2 separate regions of the Homo sapiens genome follow, and region 1 is linked to region 2. Evidence: chromatin loops called from intact Hi-C (ENCODE). Cell type or tissue: endothelial cell of umbilical vein. All regions are shown on one strand. Each heading gives the region's core, and the rest is flanking DNA. Links, peaks and the distances in the headings are about the cores only. Region 1 overlaps MDGA1 (MAM domain containing glycosylphosphatidylinositol anchor 1). Region 2 holds the start of MIR4462 (microRNA 4462).

Region 1 (15,020 bases), core at 5,614-10,613, 77 kb after region 2:
ATAATTTATAGCTGGACAGACAGCACCCTAGAATAGAATATGCATTTCCCAGCCTCCTTTGCAGCTAGGAGTGGCCATATAACTAAGTTTTGGTCAATGAGATGTGGGCGATGTGTGGGATATTTAACTTCCGCATCATATTTTTACAAAAGAACCAGGCCCTCCCTTTACCTTTCCTCCTTCCCTCCAGTTGAAATGTGACATGGTGGTAAAACATCCTGGACCATATGGACAAGAGAACACCCCAGGGATGTTGGGGCAACTAACTAGAAGTGTCCTGGGTCCCTGAGATCTTGGAGCTGACATCCCAGCCCTTGACTACTTACAGCCAGACTGTTACATAAGAGAGAACTACATTTATATTTAATTTAGCCACCGCTCTTTGGAGATCTCTGTTAGAGCATCTGAACCTCTATCCTAATCAGTACAACAAGAAGGTGAATACATGTGTGAGTGAATTCATGAGTAAGTGAATGGCCAATTAAGTGAATGTCTAAATTTTTGCTGTTATAGTGATAGCAAAAGACCACAATACTTCATTTATAAAGCTTTAACTGTATGACATTTGTGTACTCAACAGGAAGTGTGGAGGGGGGTGGTTTCAGGGTTGGTTTGACAGCAAATCACTCATCAAGAACCCCAGGCTCATTCCACCTTTTTGCTTCACCGTCTTCACAGTGTTGATTTTTATTCTGGAGCTTGATGCATCATGGTCACAGGTCGGCTAGCACTGTTCCAGGCATGACAATGTCACACAGTCATGCCCATTGGGCAGGAAGCTGGGGGAGGGCCAGAGGGACAAGATAGGATTATCCTCCCGAGTCTCCTCATTGGTGCAACCAACAGTGGCTGCCACAGTGACTGAGTGAGTGAATGAATGAACAAACCCCATGTAGGAAAAAATGCAACTACGTTCTCCCCAGCCCCGGTAGGAAGGAGAACTCCCAGAATTAGGTTCCAGGAAGGGAAAAGCAGACAGTGGAGAGAAAGGTGGTGCCCCTGGGGTGTAGAGGCAGGAAGGAGGCCAGAGCTTCTGGAGTCAGGATGAGGGACGGATCCAGGGTGCACAGGGCACCTGGGAGAAGGGCTGGGGTAACTCATGGGACAAAATAAGAGACAGAAATCTACCACGGCTTGAGGAAGATGCAGTTTCTGGAAAAAGGAACAGGACTCAGACAAGCCTAAGAACCTGGACAAAGCCTATGGGGACAGACAAAGGTGCTGTGTCCCACATGCAGGCAGCGACCCTGGGATTAAATGTGTGTTGCAGAAATCCATCTTTGCTAACCAAGAGATACAGACAAAACAAAACAAAACAAAACAAAAACAAAAAACAAAAACAAACAAACGAAAACCTGTTTGGGGCTATTGGTTCCTTATGCCTGATCTGATCCTTTACCCTAATAGCAAATAAAACACAGAACACTGGAAGTCAGGACTTTGAAGGCCCTATGGAAATAATTCAATCCTAACTCCTCCCATTTTGCAGGTGGCAAGATTGAGGCCCACAGATGAGAAGAAAATCCACGGCAGAGCTCGGACCAGAACCCAGACCCCAAGATCCCAGTCTCACCTCTCCCACTGGCATTACACCATTTCTCAAGACAGAGTCATAGCTTCATTGAGTGACTCAAGGGCAACACCCTGGGGTTTCTCAGTGCATTCTGGAACATTGAGGGGTGCAGAGCAGAGCTCCTGCCTCTGTTCTTCTGTGGCCTTTCCCCCAACATGGCCCAGGATACAGAGGGCTGGGAGGGGATAGTCCTCACTGCTTACTGGCTGACAGTGAGTAAGCAAGCCTGGCAAAGTGCTGAGCTCCTGGTCACTGGCAGAATTCAAGCAAGGCTGGAAGGGTATTATAAGGAGGAATCCGGCCGGCCATTGGAGGGGGTGACTACAGCTTCCCTCCACTCCTTATTACCTTGGCAGCATCTCGAAACTGATTGGATTCTCACCAGCCAGGAAAGGCCAGACCCTGCTCAGGTCTGAGGGCCACAGACTTCAGTCATCTCTGCCAGCCCTGAAGCCTGTTCCCATGGAGACAGGTGAGTGAGAGAGACAAGAAGAAAGATGTGTGGAAACCTCCAAAGCTGTGGCCCTGTGCCAGACAGGCCCTGGGGGCAAGGTGTGGCCAAGGCTGACAGAAGAGGGGTAACAACTTCCTCAGAGTCGGGCCTGCTCACCAAAGGATGGGGATCTGGACCCCACCTCCCTCCAGTCCAGAGGCCAGAAGTCACCCGGATGCCGCACACTCCCCAACCCCTCCAATGCCACTTCCACTGGAGCCCCCAGGGGAGTCCTGTCCTGAAGGAGGGTAGCGGCAGGGAGAGATTGGCCCATCCAGAACCTTCTCTGCTCTTCAAGTTTTAGACAAAAGCAAACAAACAAAAAACCCTCAAATTCCCACCCTAGGGAGAGTGGAAGTGGGACTTTCCGTCCCCCACCCCCGATCCTGTCCTTATCTCTGGACTCAGGATGAAGGGAGTGAAGGGACAGAATCCGCCCTTTGCCAACCTCCACCCTCACTCCTCCCTCCAGGACAGGGTGTCCAGGGCAAGGCCAGTGACTTCCTGGGAACCTTCTGGATGGACTGCGCCATGCCCACCACCAGGGTAGAGGGTCCTGGCTGGACAGGGCTTTTCTAATGCCTCTGGGGCTTCATGGACGGCAGGAGTCTCCCTCCAAGCCCCAATTCTAGCAGCCCCCAGCCCAGGTCCACCTACAGCCTCCTGCACCTTGCAGCCATCCTCCCTGGGGGCTAGCTCTGTCCTTCCTGACTTTGGCTGGGCTCTACAGTGCTCCTGACACCCAGCCCACCTCGCTAAGACCCCCTGCCTCAGGATGCAGCCAGATCCCGCTCATCTTCCGGCCGACGCCGCTGGTGCGGAGCAGGCTGCCCGCCCCTGGGCGCGGAGCCTGAAGCCCAGAGCCCGCCGCTTGCTCCACCCGCCCCGCTCCGCCGGCTGTGGGCCGCTCGGTGCCCACGCCCTGCCGGGCTCCCGGCCAAGACGCCGGTCTCGGTCTTGCAGCTCCCGCCACCTGCCTGCCTCTTGGCTGGGGTGGGGCCCGGTTCAAGGATTGGGGTGGGAAGCGGAAGAAGATTAAGGAGCTCCCACTTAGGCCTGGGTAATGGGGGTCCCCAGTGTTGGGGCGGGGACAGAGTTAGATGCTCAGGACTACAAACAGAAGCAGGGCTGTGTCCTGTTTTCCATTTACCTTTCTGTGGGGGGCCCCCTTTCTCTGCATTGCTTAGAAACACCCCACTCCCTCATTTCATTGAATCCCAGAGCTGAAGGAACCTTCAGCTTCAAGCCTCCCCAGCCTTCTCCCAATTTACAGGGACATTCGAGTCCAGAGAGAGGGCTGGCTTATTCAACGTCGCAAGCCAGAATGTGGGTCCAGGCACTCCTCCTTAACAGTGTTCTTCTCACTCTCTGGGCTCAGCCTCTGTTTCTCTTCACCTCTTCTCCAACTTCTCTCCCTCTTCCCTCCCTTCTTTCTGCGGAAACAGGACCCAGCCCTCTAGCCCGCATCTTCAGGTAGAGATCAGCAGGCACTTGCAGGGGCCACTAAGCATGCGCACTCCAGAGCCCTTGAGCCTGCTATGCGCAGAGCCCAGTGCTGGGCTCCGCAGGGGACATGGGACCCACACAGGGCAGCGAAGCCTGCAGCCCGCCTCCCCGTGGGCAGGTCAGCCATGGGCGATGCTGGAGGGACAGAGGAGCTTGGTGTGATAGCATCTGGCCAGGTTGCAGCAGGAAAGATCAAGTTGGATTTTAAAAAGAAAAAACCTCCTATGAGGAGTGAGATAATAAAACAAATGAGTGTTGGACCCTGGAAAGTCCTGGAAATCTCATCTCTTGAGAACTTTTAACATCAGGAAAAGCCCTGGACACTTCTAATCAAGGGACTGAGCGTTTCCAAGGGGGCTTTCTGCCTGCTGAGTGGAGGAGGAGTCTAGGAAAGGGGTGGTCCCAATTCTTGCCCCCTCCCCTCCTCCCTGCAGGCCCTCCTCAGGCTGCACAGGCCAGCCCATCCTGCTCCCCTCATTGTGGGGTGAGTTTGCCCACACACTCAGCTTATTTGGAGCGAGGCCTCATGAGATGTCTCACATTCATGAGAGGAAGGGAGATGCCAGTGCTGCCGGGGGCTGCCAATGCCCCAGGTGTCCTAAAGAGGAAGGGGGAGCAAGAGGCCGGTCTGGACCCTTGGTCATCTCCAACGCCCCTGGTTTCCCTCAAAGCCAAGCAGCTGCCTCCCTGCATCTGTGTTCCTGGCCTTTGTCTATCTAACCTTGAAGAGGACCTCCTTCAAGGAGCCTTTGGGGACTGGCCCAGCCATGGGGAAAGGGGAGATTCCTCCCACTCCCAGCCCATGGATACCCAGGTTTCATATCTATGAACATGCTGCAGTGGGCTCTTAGGTGCTTGCTTTTTTTTTTTTTTTTTTTTTTTTTTTTTTTTTTTTTTTTTTTGAGACGGAGTCTTGCTCTGTTGCCCAGGCTGGAGTGCAGTGGCACAATCCCGGCTCACTGCAACCTCCGCCTTCCAGGATCAAGCTATTCTCTTGCCTCAGCCTCCCAAGTAGCTGGGATTACAGGCACCCACTACTTCACCCGGCTAATTTTTATATTTTATATTTTTAGTAGAGACAGGGTTTCACCATGTTGGTCAAGCTGGTCTCGAACTCCTGGCCTCAAGTGATCCACCTGCCTCAGCCTCCCAAAGTGCTGGGATTACAGTCATGAACCACCATGCCCAGCAGGTGCATTAAGTGTTGCCCTTCCAAATAATGATGATGATGATGATGAGTTAACACTTGCTAGTCACCTATTCTGCATCAGCAACTGTGCCAAGTGTTTTAGACAAGTTATTTCGTTTCATCCTTACTCTTATTCTCACATTACAGGTGGAGAAAAACACTCAGGCTCAGAGAGGTTTAGTAACTTGTCCATGGTCACACAGCTAGTAAGTGGAGGAAAGAGCCTGGATTCAAATCCAGGTCTGTGAGGCTCTGAGGCCTGTACTGTTAAGCAGGCTTCTCTTTGCCAACCTCCATCTCTACATGGCCTCTTCAGAACCCACCTGCTGCCTCCAGCACCTCTTTCTGGACTAGCTCCAGGAAAAAGTCAGCCCTGGGTGCTGCCAAGGGGAGCTCCATTCTTTCTGGCAGTCCCCCATCACCCAGCCCCCACTCAGGACCTCCCAAACTTCATCTGAAAGCCTTGTAATTTTCATTTTTCTTCCCTTAGGGTTTTTCCCCCTAATGAACACATGGTGCTTGGGTGATACTACTTTCGAAACATGTTTTTAAGATATAAAGGTAGCTATGGAAAGCTCACCAGGTGGTCGGTTAAGAGACCAGCTCCTGGTCCCAGCTCTAGCCTTTGCAGCTGTGTGACCGTAGGCAGATTCCTCCTCCTCTCTAAGCCTCAGTTTTCCCACCTGTAACGTGGGCATTATTGACATCTTCTCAGGGATAGCATGAGGGTAAAAGGAGAAATCAGTGTAAACTTGGAAGGGCTGTGCACATGGGAGGGATTATTCTTTTATTTTTAAATGTATATTTGGGTTTAGTAACTAGTAGTCCAGTATATTGATCCTCAGATGACTGATTCTTCCCTCTCTCTCCTGCTTTTGGGGGGGTTCCAGGGACCTGGGATTCTTGAGTCAAAAGAAGGAGAGGGTGAAAGGGAGGCCTTAGATAGAGTGATAGAACACAGGAGTTCTGGCTCTCCAGGTCCTCTTTCCCACTCCTTCCCTTGCTCTATGCCTCAGTTTCCCCTCCTGGGCCCTGAGTCTGGGTGAGGACAAGAGAGGCTGAGGAGGAAGGTGAGGAGTTGGGCAGGCAGAGGAGCTGTAGTTTTTATACTTTCTTGGGCCCTTCCCACTCTGACTGCAGCAACCACTGACCCTGGGCATCTCAATTAGCCACTTGCTTCATAATTCATCATATGGTCAAGGCTGCCGCAGGCTTACATGTGTGGGCATGTACATACACTCACATGTGTGCAAGCATACATGCACACTTGTGCACACACAGTCGCACACACTGCATGGGCATCAGATATAACACTAAATGTTAGTGTTTGTTGCTGGAGGTCGTGTTCTTCTCTTTGGAATTTCTGTTATTGAAAGCTTGGCTCGACATCCCCTCTGCCTTGCCCCTGGTAAACTCAACCCAATTCTTCCCCCTCGCCTCCCCCACTGCATGAGCATTTTTATTTGAATAAATCAGCAGGAAAAGATTTCAAGTTCAAAGCCCTTTCCCAGACTCTGTGATGTACAGTTATAAAAATAATGCTAAGAACAGAAAGTGACCTTTATTTCTAATCTATAGTCCTTGATGACTTCTGGCTTTTATTTTCTCGAGAAAATAGATTTTTTCCCCTGGTTATTAAAAAAATTATATGTTCATGAAAAAATATTCAGACAATACAGAAAGCCTAAAGATGTGAGTCAGAAGCATCTGAAATTTCACTGCTGAGATAACTACTATTCACATTCCAGTGAATAGTCTTTCGGACAAAAAAAAAATGCATATGCTCATATATACACAGATGTTATTACATAAAAAAGATAGTAACAGGCATGCGCTTTCTAATCTGCCATTCTCTCTCGACAATATATTATGGACATCTTTAAATGGCAGCACAGACTCCCACTGTGTGGACGTTCGGCACTCTCAGCCTCTCTGACTCATGTTTTACTCTATTTCTCACCGCCTCTCAGATGAGAGTGAACTGGCGGGTGGTTCTGGGGGAACGGCACGGGGGGTGACAGAGAGGGACTCTGCTTATGGAGGGTGGCGTATATAGATGGAATGAGGACTCACAGGGTGCTGAGTCTACTCTGCTGAACTGTGGCTGGCCCCAGGGGACCTGAGAAAAATGGGCAATTCAAAACATCTTTAGAGAAGGCCAAACAGCTAACAAGACAGGGCGATGGATGTGGTGGTGGGATTTGCATTCGGGGGCCCTGCCAAGTGGACCTCAGAACAGGAAACACGCTGGGCACGCACGGCCAGGAAAGATGAATTTGGGAGCGGGGGTTCAAGAAGCAGTATGGAAGGATGCCTCCACCCAGGTTTGGGGTGACTTCAAGGAGGAGAGTTTCGACTTTTTTCTTGTGTTTATTTATACCCAACCCTTTTCTGAAAAGGTGTTACAGTAGCTTTCAATAAAGGACATGCAAAAAGCTAGAAATAGAAAAGCAGGAACAGGGACGGTCTCCATCTGAAGCAGAGGACTGGAGCCCGAGCCTCACAGGGAAAGGCCTTGCTTCTCCCAGCCCCTGGGGAAGAGCTGGTGGGAAAAGCAGAGTGATCTCCAAGGAGAGGAAGAAGAGGAGGGACTCTGGCTGATGTGAACGCACATCGCACCAGAAGTCAAAAACCTAGATCTCCCTCTGGGTTCTTCCTCTCCTGAATTTTCTGAGCTAGGGTAACCACATCACCTTTCTGAGCCTCACTTTGCTCATCTGTGATATGAAAATAAAAATATTAGAGTCCTGGCTGGGTGCGGTGGCCCACGCCTGTAATTGCAACACTTTGGGAGGCTGAGGCGGGTGGATCACTTGAGGCCAGGAGTTTGAGACCAGCCTGGCCAACATGGTGAAGACCCACCTCTACTAAAAATACAGAAATTAGCTGGGTATGGTGGCACATGACTATAATCCCAGCTACTTGGGAGGCTGAGGCATGAGAATCACTTGAACCTGGGAGGTGGGGGTTTCAGTGAGCCAAGATTGTGTCATTGCAATCCAGCCTGGGTGACAGAGTGAGACCTTGTCTTAAAAAATAAATAAAAATAAGCTAAGTAAATTGGCTATGTTCTTTAACAATATATATGTCAAAGTCCTGATAACAGAGGACTCGGTTGCTGTAAGTTACCTGACCTACCTGTACAGTTTGCAATGGGACCTGCCCTTGGACAGGGCCACTTGGAGGACTTTCATGGTACATACACTGCATTACTGTGCCCCTGGGAATGAATGGTCACTAGAGGAGGGGAGAAAGAGGGAAGATGCAAGGAGGTGTGTTTTCGGTGCCTGCCAGCCTCCTGCCCCTCCTAAGTGGGTCCACCCACAAACTGCCTAGAAATGGCAGCCCCCAGGTAGCCTTGTTTCATGTCCATGACCCCTTCCTCCAGCCCAGCTGGTTGGATCAGGGTGGCATCTGACTCAAGGGCAGCCAACCCACAGGTTGCCCAATGATGTATGTGTGGCTAGACCTGAAATGGGGGCCTGTCCAATCAGCCCATTATCCTGAGCGGCTGAGTCAGTGAATGCTGGCAGCTGCTACCGGAAGGCCATGAAGGAGAGTTGAGCTGGAGAGGTCATGATGCCTGGAAAGCTGAAGTTATGAGGAAGCAGACACCATGACTCAGGAGAGGAACTGCATGGACAAAAAGCAGCAGATGCTGGGGAGTGACTGAGTCATGCCAGGGTGGTCATCTATTGCTGTTGTCAAAAACTACTCCCAACCGCAGGGGCTTAAAACAACTATTTTATTATATCCCATGACGATGGGTCAGGAATTTGGACAGAGCTTGGCCGAGCAATTCAGGTGGCAGTTAGGCTGGTCTGGAAGGTCTGAGGCAGCTGCACTCCCATATCTTCTGGTGCTTTGGTGGAGATGGCTGGAAGGCTGGACTCAGCTGGGATGGTCAGCCAGAGCCCCTCCAGCATGACGGTCTCAGAGCAACTCAGAGGACATCCTAGGTGGCAGTTCAGGGCTTCCAGAGAGAACGTTCCAAGAGGCCTGAGCTGAAGCTCCAAGGCATCTTCAACTCAGCATGTCACATTCTATTGCACAAACAAGGCACTAAGAGCAACCCAGATTCAAGAGGAAGGGAATTAGACTCTGCCTCTCTACAGGAAGGATAACATGGGATTTGCAGCCATCTTTATTCTACCACAGGTAGAATACAGAAGCACCAGAAGAATACAGAAGCACCAGAAACTTCTGTAGATGATGATCCTAGAGCTACCTTGAATCCAAAATGCCCATCTGGTTCAGGAAAACCATCCCTGTTGCAACTCCTGTTTGGATTTCTGAGTGCCCATCCCCCTCACTGTGTTTGTCCTCACAATAATGCACCTGTACTTGAGTGAGCTTGAGCGGATTTCTCTTCCTGTGCTCAGGGAGCCAACCTACAGCAGTGGTGAGTCCCTTAGACCCTTCCTCTTCCATTAGAAAAGAAAGGCCAGGTGTGCCAGCAAGAAGTTACCCAACATGAGAGCCAATAAAACTTAGGTGGTAGGGAGAGGGAGCCCTTGGTCTTGTAATCTGAGCTTCAGTTTCCCCATCTGGAACATGGAAGTGAAACTGCCCAATCGACCTACCTGAATCATTGTAACCAAGTAACCTGAAAGACACTTCCTGTCATTTGCCTGATATGATGTAGTCCATATCATGACATCCACACCCTTGATTTGGGGTCACTTTGCAAATGCTCATCACTGCCTATCCCCATGACCTTGGCAAGCCCATCTCACCTACAATATATGAGTAGATGTTTGAAATAAGTGACCTTTAAGGACCTCCTAGCTCTGAAATTCTAGAATTCTGAGAGGTCTGGGGTAAAGGGAAAGGTTGGCATAACTTGATCTTAGGGCAAGGATGCAGCTAGCTGGTGGTGAATAAGGGAGGCAGCCCCAAGTAGGGTGCAGGGTGGGGTCTGTAGGGCCAGAATAGAGATTAAGAGGGAAGGGACTCCAAGCGTGTAGGAGGGATGGTAGGGTTGGGTGCCGAGAAGGGAAAATGGCATTTCAACCACCATACCAACTTTAGTCCTCCTCCTTTGCCCTTACTCCCCTTCCTTGAGCCTTCTAAGTTTTTGGGCCCTGTTGGCCTTTGCATATTCTGTTCCCTCTGCTCAGAAGCCTCTCCCAATCCCAACAGGCTAACTCCAATCATTCTGTCTCTCCTAAATGTCTCTTAGAGAAGTCTTCCCCGAAGCCCCAACCCAAATAAGAACCCTCTTCATACCTTCTTTCATAGCACCAATTTCCCTTCCCAGCCCTCACTGTACACATCATTATATATGTCTTGGTGTCATTATTAGCTTACTGTCCATCTCTCCCATTAAACAGGGGCTTCCACAAAGGCAGTGTTTGGTTGGTATTTGCTGAATGAACAAATGCACACAAGTTCACTGGGAGCAGACCAGGATGCAGGTCCTCACTGTCCAGGCCACAGAGCAGGATCCCTGTCGACAGGTGCCAAAGAGAAGAAAGGCTGCCCCCAGGGAGCTGAGAGGAGCCCTCCAGTGCCCCGGCCCCGACCCTGGCCCACTCTGCCCTGCCAACACACACGGCTGACGCTGAGCGCTAGAACACTGCAGCTTTATTGATAGAACAACCGCGTCCGCAACTAGAGGTTACATTTGGGGGCTTGGAGGTGAAAGAGAGGCAAATGGGGAACAGAGGCTGGGGTGGAGACAGACAGCAAGGCAAAGGGGTGAGGATGGGGCTGTGTGACTAAAAAAACAACCCCAATCATTTCACCCATTAATAAGGGGGTCTCCTGTTGTGCTTTTACCTTGGTGGCGGGGTGGGCTGGGGTGGTCAGACATGTGGGCCTGGGCATGAGGAGTTTTGGCTTTTCTCCCAAGTCTTTGAGGTCTCAGGGCTGGTGCAGCCCCTTCCCTCCCTGACCCTTCTCCTGGGCTGGGGATAAAGGCCTTGGTGAGCTGGCTACTCTAGGGCAGGAAGAATGCATGGAGACCTAGAGGGCCACCAGAGTTGGGCTGAGATGGTGATTATGTGGGTGGCTGGGAGGATGGCGGGAGGGGGCCAGGAAGGAGGGCAGTCCTATCCTAGGAGGGTCCCTGGGAAATGAGTGCAGGCAACAAGAGGGCAAGGGGTGGGGTGGGCAGATGCCATCCCTCTGGACCTCGCCTGTACAATGGGGGCACCAGCTTAGATGCTCCCTAAGGTCCCTTCTAGTTATAAGGGTCAAGGGATCCCCAGGAAAGAGTGGTCCTTCTGCCCCAACACACACACACACACACACAAACACACGCACACTCCACACATCACACACATTCTCAGACACACACGCACAGCACTGACTCGATAGAGAGGCGGGTGCTTCCCGGCCTTTGGAAGCATGGAGGACTCCGCTGAACCCTGAACCCAACCTCAGCCAGTGGCTCTGCAGGGACTCTCCAGAGCAAAGACCCTGGGAATACTCCCCAGCCCCTCAAGCTGCCCAGCGAGAAAAAACACAAGGATTCTGCACGCCCCATCCGTGACCCTCCCGGTCTTTGGGGAAACCAAGAGGATGAGCACATGAGAACATGCTGACCTTCACTCCTAGCCCAAGCTCTTGTGAAGTCACAGGGGAGAGGAGGGGAAACAGGGTCTCTTCTGTCTGGGGGCCTGGGAGAAGGGCAGCAGCTGCAGACACTGTGGTGGGAGGGTGGCCACCTCTGTGTGGCACCCAGGCCTGTCATGGGGCAGAAGGGTCTGCAGCCTGGGATGAGAGGCCAGAATTTGGAGCCGAGGGCAGGATCCCAGCAACATCTATAACATCCCCACCGGCACCCTGGACACAGGACTGTTAGCCAAACTCCCTGCAGTTGTTTGGCAGGAGACCTCAGGGGCAGTGACAAGCGGTGTGACACCCCCAGGGCTGTAGTACTTGGCTCTCCCAAGACTGGCTCTACTCAAACTAGCTGTGTGACCTTGGGCCACTCCCCTTCCCCACTCTGGGCTTCAGCTTCTTCATCTGCACGAGGGGATCAAACTTTTGAGGTCCATCCTCACTCTGACAGCCTGAGCCAGGGGCTTTCCCAGAGCACAGGGAAAAGGAGAATGAATGAGAAAGAGGTGTCAGGCCCATCTCTGAGAGGTAGGGGTGGAAGGAGCATTCCAGGAGGAGGGGGCTTGGTCTTCAGGCTTCACTCAGCACCCTAGGAGCCTGTCTGTGCTCCCAAGGGCAGGATAGCCCAGCTGAGACTTCCATAAGCTGCTATACAGCACCTGGCCCCCGGAGTCCTTTTCACCAACCTGAAGGGGACAAGGGATGGAAGGGCCCCAGCACCCTGAGGGCTGACCCTGAACACCCCGTTTTAAGGCCACAAAATGCCTCAGTCACCCTGACCCAGAGGGCGAGGCTGCCACTGGGGAGATGTGCTGGATCCAGCCAGCCTGGTCTCCCCTGGCGGGGGTCACTCATGGGCCACCCATCAACACACAGACACTGACACACCATGGCGCACAAAGACACAGCATGAGCAACACTGATACAGAGATGCTGGCTCACAGGCACACACAGACACAGACACTGACAAGTCACCAGGTGATACACAAAGACACTCATTCCTGCTGAGGAACACACAAACACACAGAGACCAGCACATGCCTAGACATTTACAGTGCCCACTGGCATACACTGACACCCACATCCCCCACCCACCTGCTGGCACACACAGACATCCACATCAGCCTCACCCATTCACACGTGGGGACCTCAGCATTTCAGCAGACACATTTTGTCAATCCCAGGTCAAGCCATCCTCAAGGCAGGGCTGTCTGCACCCACTGAGACCTCCAGCAGCATCCCCCCATCCCCCCTCCACCTTGTGCCCTTCGTCCATAAAGACCAGGAACCTGGGGGCCACATGTATGCAGTTCAGCTCAGCCAACATGTACTGAGCACCTTTACTGTCCACTCTATGGATCCTGAGGGGAACAAGGGAGACAAGTCTCCCCTGTCGGAGCAGCCAGGGTTGCGGGGCAAATGGATTGGAAGGTCCTCTGAGGGAAGCAGGCACAGGGTGCCTTGGGAACCCCAAAGAGGGAGCACTTGGGGCTATTCATCTCTGGTGCTCCAATGCCTACCCCAGCGAGGGCACAGAGGAAGCACCCAGGTGGTGCCAGGCCAGTGGTTCCTGCTGTCAGGAGAACCCAAGGAGCTTTTCAACATTTCTTGATGTCCGACTGCGCTCCAGTCCAATTAACTCAGAACCTCTGAGGTGGGAACCAAGCAGCAATACTTTTTAAAGGACTCTGGTGGTTCTATTCTGCAGGCAAGGCCAGGAACCACTGATTACAGAATCCATTCCACCGGGCAATGGAGTGGTTTCCACACCAGGCTCACTTGTGCTGGGCACGAGCGGGAGGTGGCGAAGGTGGAGGGGGGACTTGGAAGGCTCAGAGGAGGAGCTCACAGTCTAGTTGGGGCAATGGACTCTGCACAGATGGGACAGTTAAGGAACAATACCCGACAGACGCGATGGAAGTGTATGCTGAGAACCTGGAGCGACTCATTTCAGACAGAGGCCTTGACTGGGTCAGGAAGGCAGCCGTGCTGATTGGGCATCAGAAGGCCCCGCTGCATCCTGGCCCGGCCACCCACCAGCTGTTGGTGATAATGATCACACAGGCCTGGCAGGGGGAGATGGGCAGCCTTTGCCTCGGTTCCCCGCCTGCCTCCTGGCACTGCAGTGCTGCCCGAGTTCCAGGCCTCTTCTCTGCAGCTGTCCCCACCAAATGCTCCAGAAGGAGCCCTGTGATGCTCCTCACCAAAGGTGCTTGCATTCAATAGGGTCATCTGTAAGCTCTCCGTCATCCATAGGGGATGAAAGGTGGAATTTCAGGCCATCGCAGGCAGCTTGAGACTACAGAACAGGGCTGGACAGAGTCTATTCAGCCAGCACCCTACAAGCGAACACATCACTCAGGAAGGTGGACACACACGCTGACGTACACGGACATTCATAGAAACGAATGGGTCTCAATCCAGTCTCACAGGCAGATATGTGAGATTGCACACACAGACCTGTGTTTGCACACACTCCTGCCCAACAATGTACCCACGGTGGTACCTAGACACAGACGGGCACAAACACATACACACATATGCACGCATGCCTAAAGAGTCATTCTAGAAGGGGCTGGGCCTTCTCTCTCCCATGGATGGCTAGGTGGGGGCTCAGGTGATGTCAAGGAGGAAAGATCTAGATCCCATCATGTCAATCTCAGGTGCCTAACCCAGGACCCAAGGACAGGGATCCCTTTCACAGCTCCCAGAGAGTGAGGGGACTGGCACCTGCTCCCTCCACCAATCCCAGCTCTATAAGCCCCTCCTCCTTCACTGCCCCTGGGTGGAGAAGGGAACTTTCAACTAGACAGTGCTTTTTGGCATTTTGCCCTGTACACACCCTCCTATCCAGGGCACCCTTTCATGCCAAGTAGATAAGAAATGAAGGCCCCTCTCCACTTCCAAATTCATTGTCTGATATGGGGGCACCAAATCACAGAAGCGGGACGTCTCTTCTGCCTTTCTCCAAGTCAAGCCTCACCCCAGAAAATGGGCTGGCCACCGCTCCCCCAGCTCCTCTGAGACCCAGCTGGGGGCTGAGGCTAGGAGAGAACCGTGTTCTCAGGAGTCCCACTGCTTGTAGGGTGGAGTGGGGAAGTTATCAGTCTTCAGACTGCCCAGGCCCAAGACCCTGTGCTGGGTCCCTTCAAAGGGTGCACACTGAGGAGGGAAATATGGTGTCCCAGAAATAGGTCAAGGAATCTGGGGTGACCTATGGTCTCCACCATCCAGTGCTCACTCTGGACAGAATCGTGTGCAGCAGGTGCCCTACCTTCCTTGTCTCCTGGACGTGGGACAGTCACAGAGCTCGCAAAGTCCCACCTGTTCGTCCTCTGATCCCTGCCTCTCCCATCTCAGGAGTCCCAGAGTCTGACCAAGGGAGGGGCTCCATGTCTGCCCCACTTCTGGCTCCCTTCTGGCAAAGCCACCAGGCTGGAGTTCGGCCTTGACTTAGGGGACAGGGTAAAGTCAGAAGCACACCACGAGTGCAGCAAGGACAAGGCCTATGTTGCGCCGAGGTCCCTGGGTTGGCGGATGCCATTCAGGCAAGTCCCCTGTCTTTGCAGTAAAGAAGGTGCTGGCAGGTCAGATAGAAACTTGTGCTTTAATATATCTCTGTGTGTGTGAGCATGAGTGTGTGCGTGTGTGCAAGTGGAACAGCTGTCTCCAGGGCCTCAGTGCCTGGCCTC
Region 2 (15,020 bases), core at 4,524-9,523:
TGAGGGGGACACAGCCCTGCCTTCTACAGCAGTGACCACCCTGTCCCAGTGGAGTCCTACGCCAGCCTATCTAGAGGGCTGGAGGCCCTAAAAGAATGGTTGGTGGCCTGAGGCCTGCCCAGGGAGCAGGGTGAAGCCTGACAACGGATCTCTCCATGTCTGTCTCTCCCTCAGGACTGGGGTAGAAAAGGAAGGAAGAATGGAAGGAGGAATAGCGGGAGACAGGACAGCCTCAGCGCAAACTTTCATTTCCTTCCCACCAGAGGTCAGTCCTGACTTTGGCTGTTCTTCTGGGTACCCTCTTCCCTTCCCCCTCACCACCCATGGCCCTTCTCCCCTCATGACAGGTTAGTTACACACCAGGTCCCTCCTCCTCCCCGGGGTGAGGCCTGGAGGCCTTGAGTCAATCCCTTTCCCTGACACCCTGACCCCTCCCCCGCACCCACCGTGTTGCAGGGACTCCAGCAGCTGATGATCATTGAGCCCATAGCCTGTGCCTGGGGCTGTTTGAAACCTTGTCCATGGGATTGTTTAATCCTAACAACAGCACTAGGAGGTGGCTGCTATGATTTTTTTAACAACTAGTAATCAATGAATTAAAATAGTTGACCTAAGCATCTGCAATGGTGACTTCAGCCTTCACTCCTGGGCACATTACTAATGGAAGTAATGAGCTGATAACCTCAGAGGACGGTGCAAGTCAATGAGTCACTTGTGGATTCTTATCTGGAAGACACCCTGCGTCTTAGAACCTGCACCACAAGTTTTTGTTGTTGTTGTTGTTGTTTTTGTTTTGTCTTTTTGTTTTGAGACAAGGTCTTGCTCTGTTGCCCAGGCCGGAGTGCAGTGGCACAATCTCGGCTCACTGCAACCTCCACCTCCTGGGTTCAAGCGATTCTCCCACCTCAGCCTCCTGAGTAGCTGGGACTACAGGTGCGCGCCACCACGCCTGGTTAATTTTTGTATTTTTTTTGTAGAGACGGGGTTTCACCATGTTGGCCAGGCTGGTCTTGAGCTCCTGGGCTCAAGTGGTCCACCCGCCTCGGCCTCCAAAGTGCTAGGATTACAGGCGTGAGTCACAGCGCCCAGCCCACCACAAGTTTTTCTCAGGGTGATTCTCAAAGTCCTGGGAGGCATCAGAATTGGTCCTGTCACTTTTGAGAGTTCTTTCCTTGGGGCCTCTGATCAAGTCAGCACACACCTCCAGGGATTTTTCTTTGCAGCTGGTTAGGGTAATTCTAATTCGGTGATTTGCCACCTCTGGCTCCATGAGTGTTTCTCTGGTGTCCTTAAAAGCCACAGCTGGGCCGGGCGCGGGGGCTCGTGGCTGTAATCCCAGCACTTTGGGAGGCCAAGGTGGGTGGATCACTTGAGGTCAGGGATTCAGGACCAGCCTGGCCAACATGGTGAAACCCTATCTCTACTAAAAATACAAAAATTAGCTGGGCATGTTGGCAGGTGCCTGTAATTCCAGCTACTCAGGAGGCTGAGGCAGGTGAATGGCTTGAAACTGGGAGGTGGAGGTTGCAGTGGGCTGAGATTGTGCCACTGCACTCTGGCCTGGGCAACAGAGCAAGGCTGCGTCTCAAAAAAACAAAACAAAACAAAAAAACACCACAGCTGCAGTGCAGCTTCCTGACCAACTTGTTTCTTGGTGAGTGAACAGCGGTGACTTGCAGCAGGAACTGGCGGACCAGAGCTCCGTAGCACCCATAACCTCATCTTCCTGAAAAAGAGGCTTCTATTATTATCTTCATCGTATAGATGAGGAAACAGAGGCACAGAGAGGCTAAGCGACTTACCCAAGGTTGCAGAGCTGGTAAGCTCTGGAGGTTGAACACAGGCAGTCTGGGCAGAGTGCCTGCTCACTGTCCTGCCTCTCCTTGGAAGTTTGCCAGTTGGATGAGGTGCTGAGGGGAGGCCAAGGCTTGGAGGGATGGAGTTGACGGAAGCAGGAAGGAAGGAACTCGAGCTGGAACTTGTTCTGAGGAGTGTTCGCATATTCTTCTGCTGGAGACTGAGGGGTTGGGGGTTGAGGCTGCTCTGGCCTGGTGTGGACAAGCAGCAGCACAGGTTGTAAATTAACCACCCTCTGAGGCTGGTGGGTCCAACCAGCCTTGCACAGATGGCAGCCCACGATCAGGGCAGAAAAATCTAGCTCAGCTGCATCTGGAGCCAGGGTTAGCCTCCCTTCTGCCCCTCTCCTGGAGGGGAAGACGAGTCATACTGGCTTCAAGTTGCCCTGGGATGGGCCAAGAGGAGTGGACTAATCCTCCTCAGACAGCTCTCTGGCCATTCACCTAGCCCCTACCCCACAGCTGAGTCTGTAGGAGACTAAACCGCCACCCACCCAGATGCCACCATTAGCATCTAGCTAATTTTCATGTACTAGTTTATTTAATCCTCACAACAGCCCTCTGTGGTGGGGACTGTTTTTATCCTTGTTCTACTATAGGTTCAGAGAGGTTGAGTCACTTGTCCAAGGTCACACAGCTCCAGCTAACTCTGGAACCAGTGTTCCTGACCACTAGGCACTTACCTCTGCATCCCGCAGCCTTGTCGAGCCAGTTCACGCAGCTGGGATTGGGCCTCAGGTTTTTCTCTTGAGTCTCCTGGCCCACGTGGGAACAGAGCGCTGAGTTTGGGGTCCTGGCTTTGTGTCCAGCTCTGCACCCTGCTCCCCATCTTGCTCCCCTCAGGGACTGGTTGTGGTGTGTCCTCAGATGTCTGCATCTGGGTCTGCAGGTGCCTGAAACAGCCTGGCATGGTGGTTCAGAGCTTGGGCACTGGACTGCCCATATACCAGCCCTGCTATGTGGTCCTGGGCAAGTTACCTAGCCTCTCTGGGCTTCAGTTTCCATTCCTGCCAGGTGGGGATAATAATCTCTGATGGGGCGGCCCAGGTGTCTGAATTTTTTAATCAGCACCCTAGGTGGATCTGATATCCATGAAAGTCTGAAACCTCTACGGAGGGGAGGGTCATAGAATTTTCTGGATGCTGGTCAGGGGGGAGCAGATCTACTAACCCTAAGATTCTCTGACCTCTCACCCTCTATCCTCAACAGGGCACTAGGATCCCCCTCTCCCCACTGCAGTGCTGGCCTGTGAGTTGAACTTTCCACAATTGCCCAAACCTCTCCTATATGACAAGGAGCCCTCAGCCATTCTGGCCACAGCACCCAGTCCCTCTCCTTAGGAAGCAGGTACAATCCGTCTAACACAGCCTTGCAGGAGGGTGAGTGGGCGTGGGTGTGCGTGTGCATCTCTGTATGTGGGGGTCTGTTTCTGCGTGTGTATCTCTGTGTCTCTGCACCTGTGTGTGTCCCTGTATCTGTGCACACGCCCTCTCAGCAGCAGCGTCTGGTGATGAAGCAGTTGGGGCTGGTGCTTCTGCTGGGAGTGGCGGCAGCTCCCTTCCACAGCTCAGAGCCCTCTTGGCCCCCTGGCTCCCCACATCCCAGGGGCCTGCACACCTGGTTTCTGGCTTCTGAGCCCTCCTAAGCTGAGGCTGCTTTCCCTTAATTATTTCCTGCCTGAGTCCTGGAGCAGCATCTTTAACTATTTACTGCACAGAGTGCAGGCTGAGGCGGCAGAGCTGGGAGCCGCAGAGGCCACTCGAGCGGGCTGAGGTCCTGGAGCAGAGTGGAAGGACCACAGAGTCCACATTTGGGACCTGCCTCCTGTCTGGTATGAGCTGTGTGACTTTGGGGCCCTCCTTGAGCTTCAGTATCATCGTCTTTAAAATGGGGACATTAATAACTATGTCATGGGTTGTTATGAGGAAATGAGAGTTCAGAGCCCATGGTCTCATCGGGGAGATCAAATCATCAAATTATAACACAACGTGCAGTGAGGGCCAAACTGTTAATAATAATCATAAGCGACTTTTACTGAGGGTTTCCTCAGCGTCACACACTGGGCTAAGCACATTACAAGCCCTCACTTGATCCCCGCATCGACCCCATGAGTTGGCCTCTATTATTTCTCTGTTTTACAGATGATGCCACCAAGACCCTGATATGTGAGATGACTTGCCCAAGGTCCCACAGCCAGTAATTTGAATGCAGGCAGTCAAACCAAGGAGGAAGCAGGGAGCAGCTGTGCCTGGATGGGCGAGGGTGGAGGACTGCACAGGTCAGGGAGCTCGTTCTGGCTCCTGCCAGGGGAGTCGGGTGAGAGCAAAGGTCCAGAGACTGTGGGGTAGGGGTGGCCCCGCGTCCCAGTGGGGTGGGCTGTGGCTCCTCATCAGGAGAGACTGGTTGTGGTCCTGAGCATCCCTCGTTGCTGAGGGTAATAAACCTGCCTCTTTACCCCCTCCAAAGAGGCTGTTTTGTTACTCCTCGGTTCTCCCAGCACCATAGCGCTAATAAGCCCCATCTTTATGGCCAACAGCAGACACATTGAGCTGGTTAGGGATGCTCCCTCGCCTGGTGTTTGCCCAGCATCTAAGAGGAGGCCTGGGCCCTATTCTTACTCCTCTGTAGCGGAGCTGAGCGCCTTCTTTCTTTTTTAATAGTTCCACTCCAGGAGCCGAGTCCCCTAGTCTCTTTTCCAATCTTTGGTTACAACACTTTATTAATTCTACAGCCATGCAGTGTGTGAAAGGTCTCCTGGTTCCTGGGAGTGTTGGCTGTGATGACATCATCCTAGAAGTCACTGACTGGATTGGCAATGGGGCTGATGCTGAGTGCCTGGCACGCTATGTGCTGGGCACTGGGCTACACAACGGACACTGAATACTTTCCATAGACAACCCTGCACGATGCATGACCTTGGGCAAGTTACTTGACCTTTGTGGGCCTCAGTTGCCTTGTCAGTAAATTGGGGATAATAATAGGACTCACTTCCCAGGAATAAATGACTTTCTCCAAGTAAAGCAACTTAAAGTATTGATATCTCCACAGACCAAGCCCTATAGAGGCGATGGGGATAAGGCTTGGGGGCTAGAGATCCTGCCCAGGTTTTAGCCACGATTTAAATCCAGGCCTCTCTGGCTCCTAAACTCATCCTTATTTCACCACATTTTGTTGGCATCCAATCCAAGGTCTTCCTTCTCTGGGAAAGGCAAAACCCAGCCCGGAGGGGTGCAAAGCAAAGGCAAAACTCAGCCCGGAGCCACTTCCCCAAGAGCACACAGCAGCAAGCTAGGAGGCCGTGTGGGACAGTGCCCTGCATGGGGAACAGCCACTTCCCCTCTATGGGTCTCAGTTTCCTCACCTGTAGAATGGGTGAAGGGGTTGGTTGGACTTGAAGGGCTCTAAGGCACTGCTGGTTCCATATTTGAGTGGTAGAGCCTGAACTTAAATAACAGAGATTTGTCATGGTAGAAGGAGCCATAAAGCTCAGCCCATTGAAACTGCTGGTCCCAGAGCTCTGCACACTCCACAGACCCACTGTGTTTGGCTTGCAGAGCATTTTTAGAATTTACATTTGAATTTGTTTACACAGGCTGCTGTCTCCGGGTTCCACAGCTGGCTCTGCTCCCTAAAGCCTCACACCAGGTCTCCTTACACCCTTCGCACCCTTATCTCCTTGGTCCCTGATCTGGTTCAAAACTCCTCATTGCTCAGAAACTAATAATTGTTATTGTTATGGAGCTCTTCCTGTGGGTCAGACGCTGTTCTAAGCCCATTCATATGATCTGACTCATCTAACCCTCATAGCATGCCTCTATGCAGGTATCATTATGAGCCCATTTTACAGATGAGGAACACAAGGCTCGGGGCAGTTAAGCAATTTGCCTAACACCCTAGGGCAGGACCAAGGCCAGAGAAGGAGCATAATTTACCAAATTGGCAAAATAGATTATCCTGATTCACTGTGCAGTGCTCTGTGCATAAAACAGCCTCAGCCAGGGCAGGCATTTTTGGGGGGCTCCCTCTGGCCCTGCCCTTTGGGGTATGGTAGAAGGAAGGAGAAGAAAAGTTGTGTCCCCCAGTTCCACACTCTTTCCACCAGACAATAACCACCCTCTACCCCGCCCAGTCTCTCTGGGAGTCCGATATCCTAGCGGCTGCAGAGGATCAAAACAGCGAGTTAAAAGCGAAAACCCGCAGCATTTTCTTCACATTTCCCTCTGCCTCTTGAGGAAGAAGGCGCAAGTGTTTGCAGGAGCTTTCAAGTTCTCAGGAACAGAAATGAAATGCTCTCATGGCTCTTCCTCTACGTTTGAGGCCCTCGGTGCAAAGTGCTATTATTAGCATTGCCTTCAACTATCTTCCAAACAGGCTTCCCCTGGAAGAAGTAATTAAATGCATTATTCTATGCAAAATAAAAGCACGTATCCACATTTGCAGCCTCTGACACCATCCCAAACATTTTGTGATTTTTACAGTTGGGAGGCTTTTCGGTTGCATCCCATCCAAAGAGGGCAATTCGCCCTGGCACAGGGCCCACGGAGGGTAGAGGGCAGGCCCTGGTGAGAGCCTAGCAGTTGGATGAGGTGGTTTGTTTATGAATTTTGAGGCTGGAGATTGGGGCCATGTGAGAAATGGAAGGATTGAAGTATCTGAGCCAGGCAGGGCTGAGCCAAATCCCTTCAGACCAGATGGAGAATGAGGATTGGAGGGGTTGGCCACCAGCCCCCAGGTGACCCAGCCTTGGGAGATGCCCTGTCTCCTCTGAGCTGGGCGATTCCTAGCAAGAAGCCTCCTGTCTGAATCTTGCCTACTGGAGCCAGAAACTGACCTCTCTTCCCTCCCTCCCTCCATCCCTCCCTCCCTCCCTCCCTCCCTTCCTTCCTTCCTTCCTTTCTGACAGAGTTTCACTCTTGTTGCCCAGGCTGGAGTGCAATGGCACGATCTCGGCTCACGGCAACTTCCACCTCCAAGGTTCAAGTGATTCTCCTGCCTCAGCCTCCCGAGTAGCTGGGATTACAGGCATGCGCCACTATGCCCGGCTAATTTTTGTATTTTTAGTAGAGATGGGGTTTCTCCATGTTGGTCAGGGTGGTCTCAAACTCCCAACTTCGGGTGATCCACCTGCCTCGGCCTCCCAAAGTGCTGGGATTACAGGCGTGAGCCACTGTGCCCGGCCTGAACTCCTTTCTTAATTCCTCCCTCTCCTTTAGCCTCCATAGCAAATCTGTTTCCTAGCCTTGCTTGTTTGATTTACTCAACAGTTTCAAATGCATCTGCTTTTCTCCCTGGACGCCAGGGCCTTAGTGTGGTCCCACTGTAACAGGAGAGCAGTGGCTAAGGGCACAAGGCTGTGGGGTAGGAGCTGGGGTCTGAATCTTGGCTTTACTGTTACTTGCACTGTGACCTTGGACTAGGGTTGCTAGATTCAGGAAGTCAAAAATATAAGATGCCCATTTGAATTTAATATGCAGTGTTTGGGATATATTTATGCTTTAAAAAATTCCTTGCTTATCTGAAATTCAAATGTAACTGCTCATTCTGTATTTTATCTGGCAACCCTACCTTGGACAAATTCTTTAACTTCTCAGTTCCCATGTCTATAAAATAGGGATAATAATAGCACCTACTTCAAAGGTGGTTCTGAGGGTTAAATGAGTTAAAAATATAAAATGCTTAGAACAGGATGATAATGACCATCTCACTTAATTAGTGTATTAAGAAGTGCTTCATACTTGAAAAATGCCTTGCAAATGCTATTGATGTGTTATTTTTGCTGTATCTTTCCTCTCCCCTGACTTCATCAGAGGCAGCAAACCAGCAAAGTGTGGGTGAGGGAGAAAGAGGTTAGACCTAAGGGGAATTTCCTGGCAGGAAGGATCAGTCACATCCCTCCTGCACAGGAGCCCCAAAACTTGAAGATGCTGCAGCTGGTGACATGTGGGCTGGGGAGATGGGTGGCAGGGCTGTAGCATGCAGACAGTGACAAGCTCTCTAGGACAATGAGAATGAATGAACTGTGACTACCCGAGCCACAGAGATGAGTCACACAAACACCTCCAGGCTGGCTGAAAGAAGCCAGATACGAAAGAATGCGTACATGGGACTCTATTTTTTTTTTTTTTTTTCGCTCTGTCTCCCAGGCTGGAGTTCAATGGTGCAATCTCGGCTCACTGCAACCTCCGCCTCCTGGGTTCAAGCGATTCTCCTGCCTCAGCCTCACGAGTAGCTGGGACTACAGGTGCGTGCCACCACACCTGGCTAATTTTTGTATTTTTAGTAGAGACGGGGTTTCACTGTGTTGGTGAGGCTGGTCTCAAACTCCTGACCTCGTGATCCACCCACCTTGGCCCCCTAAAGTGTTGGGATTACAGGCATGAGCCACCGCATCCTGCAGGACTCTATTTATATAAAGTTCAGAAACAGGGAAAACTGAAGCACGTTGTTGAGGGAACACACAGAGAAAGGTAGGAAGCGACTGCCTGGGACCTCTGGGGAAGAGAAGGTCAACGGGAAGGGATCCGCAAGCTGCTGGGTGCTGGTGAGGTTCTGGTCTGTGACTGAGGTGGTGGCTACTCTGCTTTGAAATAATGTGTTAATGAAACATTTGTTTCATGCCCTTTTCTGGACGTGAGATTTATTCCACAATGCTAAAAGGTTACAGGAGAGGGAAGAGGGTCACGCTTGGGAAGCACCTAAAGCTCACTTTCTTCCTGGAAGGCACCTGAAGTTCTACCTTCTTCTAGAGAAGGGCCTCCAGGGAAGAGGTGGAAGCCGACCTTTCCGTGCCCCCAAAGTTAGAAAATGAAGCTAGACAGCGGGGCAGCCTGCGTGATGCCGGCCTGAGTCAGACTCATTAAGATTCCTTCTCAATCTACCCTGGGGTCCACAGGGCAAAGAGAAACCTGTGAACCATGCAGGCAACTGGGTTGAGAGAGAAAGATTGGCAGGGAGGGGGGAGAGAGGTGGAGGTGGGGAGGAAGACAGGTGGGGTGGCGGGGAGATGGAATGGGGAAGAGAGAGGGGGAGAGAGGCTGAGGACCCCAGGCCAGTGCGCCAGGTCTGGATTCTTTAGCCAGTCCATTCTAATGACAGCTCTTCAGTGCGCCCCTCCCTGCTTCCCCCCAGGAGCAAGGATAATTACTGGAGATAATGATCACTTAGGGGGCAGGGGGCACTTTTCATTAACCCCAGACCTGGTATCCAACTGCCCTTCCCGAGGAGTCTGCCCCTCACCCCATCCTGCAGGGCCCACTCCTGCTAGCCCCCACCTTGGGCCGTGCCACTGGCAAGTCCCTGTGCCTGTCTTCACCTTAATTCCTGGGTGAGTGACATTTAAGGGCAAGCTCTTCATTGGGCCATAACAATTTACAAGCCAGGCAGTGGTGGGTTGTTCTGAGGCCCGCGGGGAGCGGTGGCCCTTTATCATCTGCCGGGGCGAGGGGGCCAAGTGATGCATGGCTCCTCATTAAAGCCCCACCAACAACACCGGGGAAGTAAAACATTTTAGCAACCCATTCACTTTTCATTTCCCAAGCCACCCTCCGTGTCAGGAAAGCCACTCCTGACTTAGGGCAGCTGGGAAGCACAGAGGCCTTTACGTGTCTTATTTATATCTTCCCGTCCCTCCCTCGGGGCACTGTCTAGGGCAGGAAGCCAGCAGGGCTTCACGCCGCCATCCCCTTCATGCTCCCTGAGCTGCTCCCCATCTCGCCCCTGAGAACAGGCAACCCAGAACCATCTCTTGCTGGGGTTTACAAAGTGCTTTCATTCACCCACCGCATCTTCACTGAGCTCCTCAATCGCTCAAGGTCTGTCAGTAGTAAGTGCAGAGGCTGGATTTGAACTTGGGTATCTGGGGCACATTTAAAGCCAGACCTTCCCACAAAGAGGTGAGACCAAGCAGGGGGAGCTCAGGGGAGGTGACCTAGGGTTGGCCCTGAAGCCAGCAGGGGTGTGGAACGGGGATGCCCAGTGGCCCTCCCTGGGAGACAAGTCATTTTTGCAGGAGAAGGTGGGGTGGGTGGGGAGACGGAGTCACCGTTCTTTCTCATCTCAAGCTTCACTACTGTGAGGCTCTGAGATTTTCTCTTTCCATTTGTGCCTCTCTCTGGCTTGTCCTCTCTCCCCTGTCTTTTCTTTCTCTCCCTCACCACGCCCCTACTTCCTCCTTTTTGTCTGTCTCCATCTCTCGGGCATTTTCTAGAGAAACAACCCGGTGAGCTGGGAAGAGAAAGTGACGTGGCCTTGGCCTGCGAGCACCCAGCTTCACAGCCAGCTGTGCCACCGCCGGCTGAGTCTGGACATCTCTGAGCTTCTTCCGTTTCTCACGTGTAAAATGGGTCTAGGCCTGGCGTGGTGGCTCACGCCTGTAATCTCAGCACTCTCAAATGAGTATGGGACCCTGGAAAGTCCTGGAAGTCTCCTTCTTCTCGAGAACTTTTAACATCAAGAAAAGCCCTGGCTGGGCGCGGTGGCTCACACCTGTAATCCCAGCACTTAGGGAGGCCGAGGCGGGTGGATCACGTGGTCAAGAGATCGAGACCATCCTGGCTAACATGGTGAAACCCCGTCTCTACTAACAATACAAAAATTAGCTGGGTGTGGTGGCGAGTGCCTGTAATCCCAGCTACTCGGGAGGCTGACGCAGGAGAATCGCTTGAACCCGGGAGGCGGAGGTTGCAGTAAACTGAGACTGTGCCACTGCACTCCAGCCTCGGTGACAAGAGCGAAACTCTATCCCCAAAAACATAAAACATAAAAAATAGCTGTCTTTCATTTTCAACAGTGGCTGCAAAGATGAGAAGCCCAGCCCAGAAGAGGTATACAGTGGATGCTGGTACCGGAGGCAGACCTGGCCCACAGTCCGTTACAAATCCAGGCTCCTCTTTCCTCGGTGTGGAGTGTCTGGCTGAGAAGTAGCTGCCCAGCCAGGAACCCCATTTTTCAGAACCCTTTGTGTATATGTGGGGCCGAATTTCTAGTTCTCCCCTATGGACTCTGTGCAAGGCGTGGTGTGCTGCTTTCAGATGGAAGGATGAAGAATTGGTCTTTCCCTGTCTGGCGGCTGCACAAGGAGAAGTCAGAGGTCTTCAAGGGGGCAGAGCCAGAGGAGGGAGGGAGCCAGGGGAGGCCACCCTGACAGCAGTGCTGGCGCTGGACTGTGACTGAGCAGGAAATGAACTTTCACAGGCTGAGCCACTGAGATGGGGCTAGCCTCTTACAGCAGTGGCTTTACCTCTTCTTTTTTCCATCCCTCCCTGGCAACTGTCTTGATCCCCGTCCGGCTGTCCAGGCCTCATGATCTGGAGGGAGGGCGTCCCGTTCCCTCTGACCTAGGCCCTTGCCCTGACTCCACGGTGGGCCAGATGCGACCATCTTGGCCATCAGGCTCAGGGCAGACTGGGGCCTTCTTTCCAGGTGCCAAGCGCAGTCCCCACCTCAGTGGATGCTGACAGGACGCTCTGGTGGCCCAGGAGGTCTTGCTTAGTCATACGATCCTCTGTGGATTAGTGTATGGGGACCCAAGCCACATGGGACTTTAGAAATCCCCCTTTCCCTCAGGAGCACCCGGGGAAAGAGAAGCTACCATCCGTCAGTGCAGTTAGCCTCGGCCCCACATCCTCTCTGACCCTGGCTTTTGTCTTCCGGGGGCTCTGTGGGCCTCCTTGTGCAGCCTCCCCATGGTGCTGGGCTGGGGCCTCCTGCATTTTCATGGTTTCTGTGACCCTGCCTTCTCCCAAGGCCTCCCTTAACCTCTGCCTTGCTTCCCCTGACCTTTCCCTACCTCTCCCTGACTTCTCAGCTCTGTTCCCTGCAGCCCGCTCCAGGTCCTCCCTAGGGGATGCTGTGGCACAGACGCCTATGTCTTCCTCCGAATAGAAGCACAGCCAGAGACTCAAAGAGGTCATCTCCAGGGGTGAGCTTTCTCTTTGCCTCTGTCTTAGCAGAACATGAAGTCCCTGGAGGGAGACCATGGCAAATCGGATAAAAATCTCTCTGTGGCAGATTCACTTTCCTGGGATTAGCCCGACTCTCACGCTGGCCCTCCCCAGATGGACTCTGCCCTGAGTCATTGGTACCTGATGGCAGAGTGGGCGGCAGCTTTCCTCCCCTGATCTTCTCTCCCAGTCCCTGCCTCATCACCCTGAGTCCTCAGCACACTCTCTACCCCTGAGCCCACCCTCTCCCAACTTGAAGCTCCCGATCCTCTGCCACCAAACCATGACCCTGCCCTTCCTTCTGAACTCTGAGTGGCATTAATTGCCTCAAAACATTTCTTAGGCTAATCTCCCAGACTCTGGTCCCTGTACTCTTCTTTTGACAAGGCGAGGGCTCAGCTCCAATTATCCTGAGGCGGTGTTGAGGGGGTGGACATTGGAACAACTCTTCTGCCTCTAATCAGCTACCTGAGCAGCACAGGTGAGTGATTCACCTGAAGATTCTAAGCCAGCAGCATAGCCTCTGCTCTAAGGGACCTCATGCAGGAAACAGACAGACAAGGGCCGTGAAGTATTCTGGTACATGTGGTACTGTGAGGCCCAAAGGAGAATGGCCAGTTTCACTGGGGAGGGGCCGGGCTCAGCAAAAACCTCACTAAGAAGAGGGAGCATGGAGCTAAGTCTTGAAGGATGGCTAGGTGTTCAGTAAATGGAGGAGACAGCGGTGGGGAGGGTGTTTCAGACAGACGGCACAGCCACTGCAAGGCCCTGGAGGGAGCATTGAGTCCCACACATGGAAGGGCCAGAGGGAGGAGATGGGGAACAGACAGGGTGAGAGGGCCTTGCCTCCCTGCTGAGGGGTCTGGCCTTTATCCTGAGGGTGGTGGGAGCTGCTGAGGGAGTTAACCCAAGGAGTGACCTGATCAGATTCGTTGGTTTCCTCTGCCCCGAGGTCTTCTTACTTCTATCCCAACAACTGAGCTAGCCTCCCGCCCCCAGCTCGGGCCGGCACACCGTAGGTGCCCAGCATGAGTGCGTGGACACCACTCGTGTCTCTCACCATTGTCCCTAAAATCAAGCCCACAGTCCATGGAGGCTTGCCCTGCCAGCTCCTGAACAGCCGGCTGACCCACTCCGACGCCGCGGGCTCACCTTGGAGTAGTGCCCAAGCTGGGTGTCGCTTTATGAATTGGGCTGTTTTTGCCACCTGGGCTGGTGTCCCCACTCCCCACCCCATGCCACCCCCACTTTTCCTCTTACCTGGCTCTTTCTCATCTGGAAGGTCTTGGCCACAGTATCACCTACTTGGAGAGACTTTCCTGAGTGTAAAGAAGCCCCCACCGCCAAGATTCTCCCACGATGACGCCCTTTTACTTTGTAGCACCGAACCTGGTTTGTTGTTATATAATTGTGGTTTGTTTGTGGTCTGTCTCCTCCATTAGGCTAAAACCTACAGGGCACATGGCTTTTGTCTTCCACTGTGTCTTGGGGCCTGGCACAGGGTAGGGTACCAGGACCATGTGTTGAAGGAATGAATGAGGCTCAAACCTCTGCTCAGACTCAGGGCTCCTTAAAGATAGGAATCTACCTCCGTTTTCAGCCTGGGCCCCCTTCATCCCCTGCACAGGGCAGGGACTGCTTCCGCCCCTCTCCCCTTTCTCCTAGGGTCCCTTTGCTGCAGGCAGAGCTGGAGCTGGAGCAGAAGTGTGGCTGAGGCCACTGAGGAAGCATTCACAGCTCAGACCTGCAGCCTCCTCCGACCACAGAGCTAATGCTGTGGAGCTGACCACTTGGCACCAGAGATCTCCAGGGAAACCCTGCCAGCGCCCTGAGCTTATGGCCTGGCCTTAAACCTGCACCACTGGCTTCAAAAGTGCCACATCCTCTCCCTATCTTTAAAGATAGCACAGCACCTGCCTTCATGAATCCATTTCAGTGAAAGCGGGGCTTAAAAACCAGAGCTGTACAGCAACATACACACACACCCTAAACACATCCCCACTTCTACCTTCCATCTTTTCTCTTTCTGCATTCATTCCTCTGGCCCAGTCTCTGTGTCTCTGTTCCACTTATTTCTGTCTCTGTCAATCTGTGTCTCTTTCCATCTGCCTCTGTCCCTCGCTGCGTCTCTGCTTCTCTCTGCCACATTTTGTGTTTCTTTTCTGTCTCTGTCCGCTTGTGAGTGTTATTCTACATCTCATGCCCTCTCTGAGTTTTTGTTCATGTCTGCCTTCTCCTGTCACCCCCAAGGGCCCTGAGGTCCCCCCTCCCCTCATTCCTCCCTTCCCCCGTAGCAGCCACCTCTCTGGGTGCCACTAGCTCACGCTTAGCTCTTCAGGCAATCGTAGAAAGAAGAAAGGGAGGAGGATGCTAGCGGGGAGCTTGAAGCAAGTGGTGGGGCAGCAGTGAGAAGTAGAAGTAGCACTGAATAAATACGCAGCTGTCTCTTTTATCTCTTCTTGGCAGGAGGCAGAAGCTGGGGCAGGGGAGGCTCAGACGAATGGGCAGGGAGGGAGATGGATGATGGGGCCCAGAGTGAGACGGGGAGACTCAGGGCAGCCGACAGGACTGAAATGAAGGGGGATGTAAGTTTCCACAACCTCTGGCTCCTGGCAGGAGACTTTCCACCCTGATTACTAGGGACAGGGAATTGTTTAGGAGTCCAGGACACAAAAGGATAAAATAAGGAGACCGTGGGAAGAGCAGTAAGTGTGTGTGTGTGTGTGTGTGTGTGTGTGTGTGTGTGTGCGTGCGCACGCGCGCGCCCTACTCACTAGTCGCTAGTGCTATTTGCTAAATATTTCTGGGTCTCCTCTTCCGAATTGCACTCCCTGGCCCCCTTGTGGTTGGATGGGGCCATATGACCAGTTCTGGCCAATGGGCAGAAGAGAAAGTGTCACTTCCCGGCAGAAGAATGTAATTGCCAATGCAACATCTTCCAGAGGTCTTTCTTTCCCTCTGGCACTATGACCAGCAAGCTTTGAGCTAGTGGCTTCTCCATCAGTCTGGGCCTTGGGGTGATATGATGTGCAGAAGCTGTGACTGGCATGTCGCGTGAGCAAGAAGCAAGCCCTTTGGTTTTAAGCAGTAGAGGTTTTGGAGTTATTTGTTAATGAAGCATAGCCTTGCCTATCCTGACTGATGCAGTATACATGCCTGTGATTGTGTAGGTGTCTGTATGGAGTGTAAAGTGTCCAGGGATGTGTGTTTAAGCATGTGTATG

Evidence for each region. A loop is a pair of places that touch in the nucleus more often than their neighbours do. Peaks named below come from ENCODE experiments on the same cell type or tissue, not always from the same donor. Only the 100,000 strongest peaks of a DNase experiment are listed, where the experiment ranks them.
Region 1: it touches region 2 in a loop (1.8-fold over the local background); 2 of 110 quality-filtered maps call a loop at or near these places.

Annotation. Positions count from the first base shown.
Region 1 is chr6:37,622,187-37,637,206 of GRCh38, forward strand. MDGA1 (MAM domain containing glycosylphosphatidylinositol anchor 1) reads right to left here. Exons shown (of 17, transcript NM_153487.4): 17 at 8,493-15,020. Among named protein-coding and RNA genes, the nearest start is that of MDGA1, 68 kb to the right of the region's middle. RefSeq lists a silencer at 2,852-3,081 and an enhancer at 9,418-9,467. In endothelial cell of umbilical vein, for the core only: no CTCF peak of the experiment used is centred there; a DNase peak (open chromatin) is centred at 8,305; H3K27ac peaks cover 1,826 bases.
Region 2 is chr6:37,545,981-37,561,000 of GRCh38, forward strand. MIR4462 (microRNA 4462) reads right to left here and starts at 9,442; the gene lies at 9,385-9,442. LOC124901312 (a long non-coding RNA gene) reads right to left here and starts at 3,268. Exons shown (of 3, transcript XR_007059567.1): 1 at 2,540-3,268; 2 at 1,803-2,048; 3 at 958-1,726. RefSeq lists enhancers at 1-248, 3,795-3,864, 3,875-3,934, 5,150-5,329, 7,902-8,402 and 5 more and a silencer at 7,753-8,047. In endothelial cell of umbilical vein, for the core only: no CTCF peak of the experiment used is centred there; no DNase peak of the experiment used is centred there.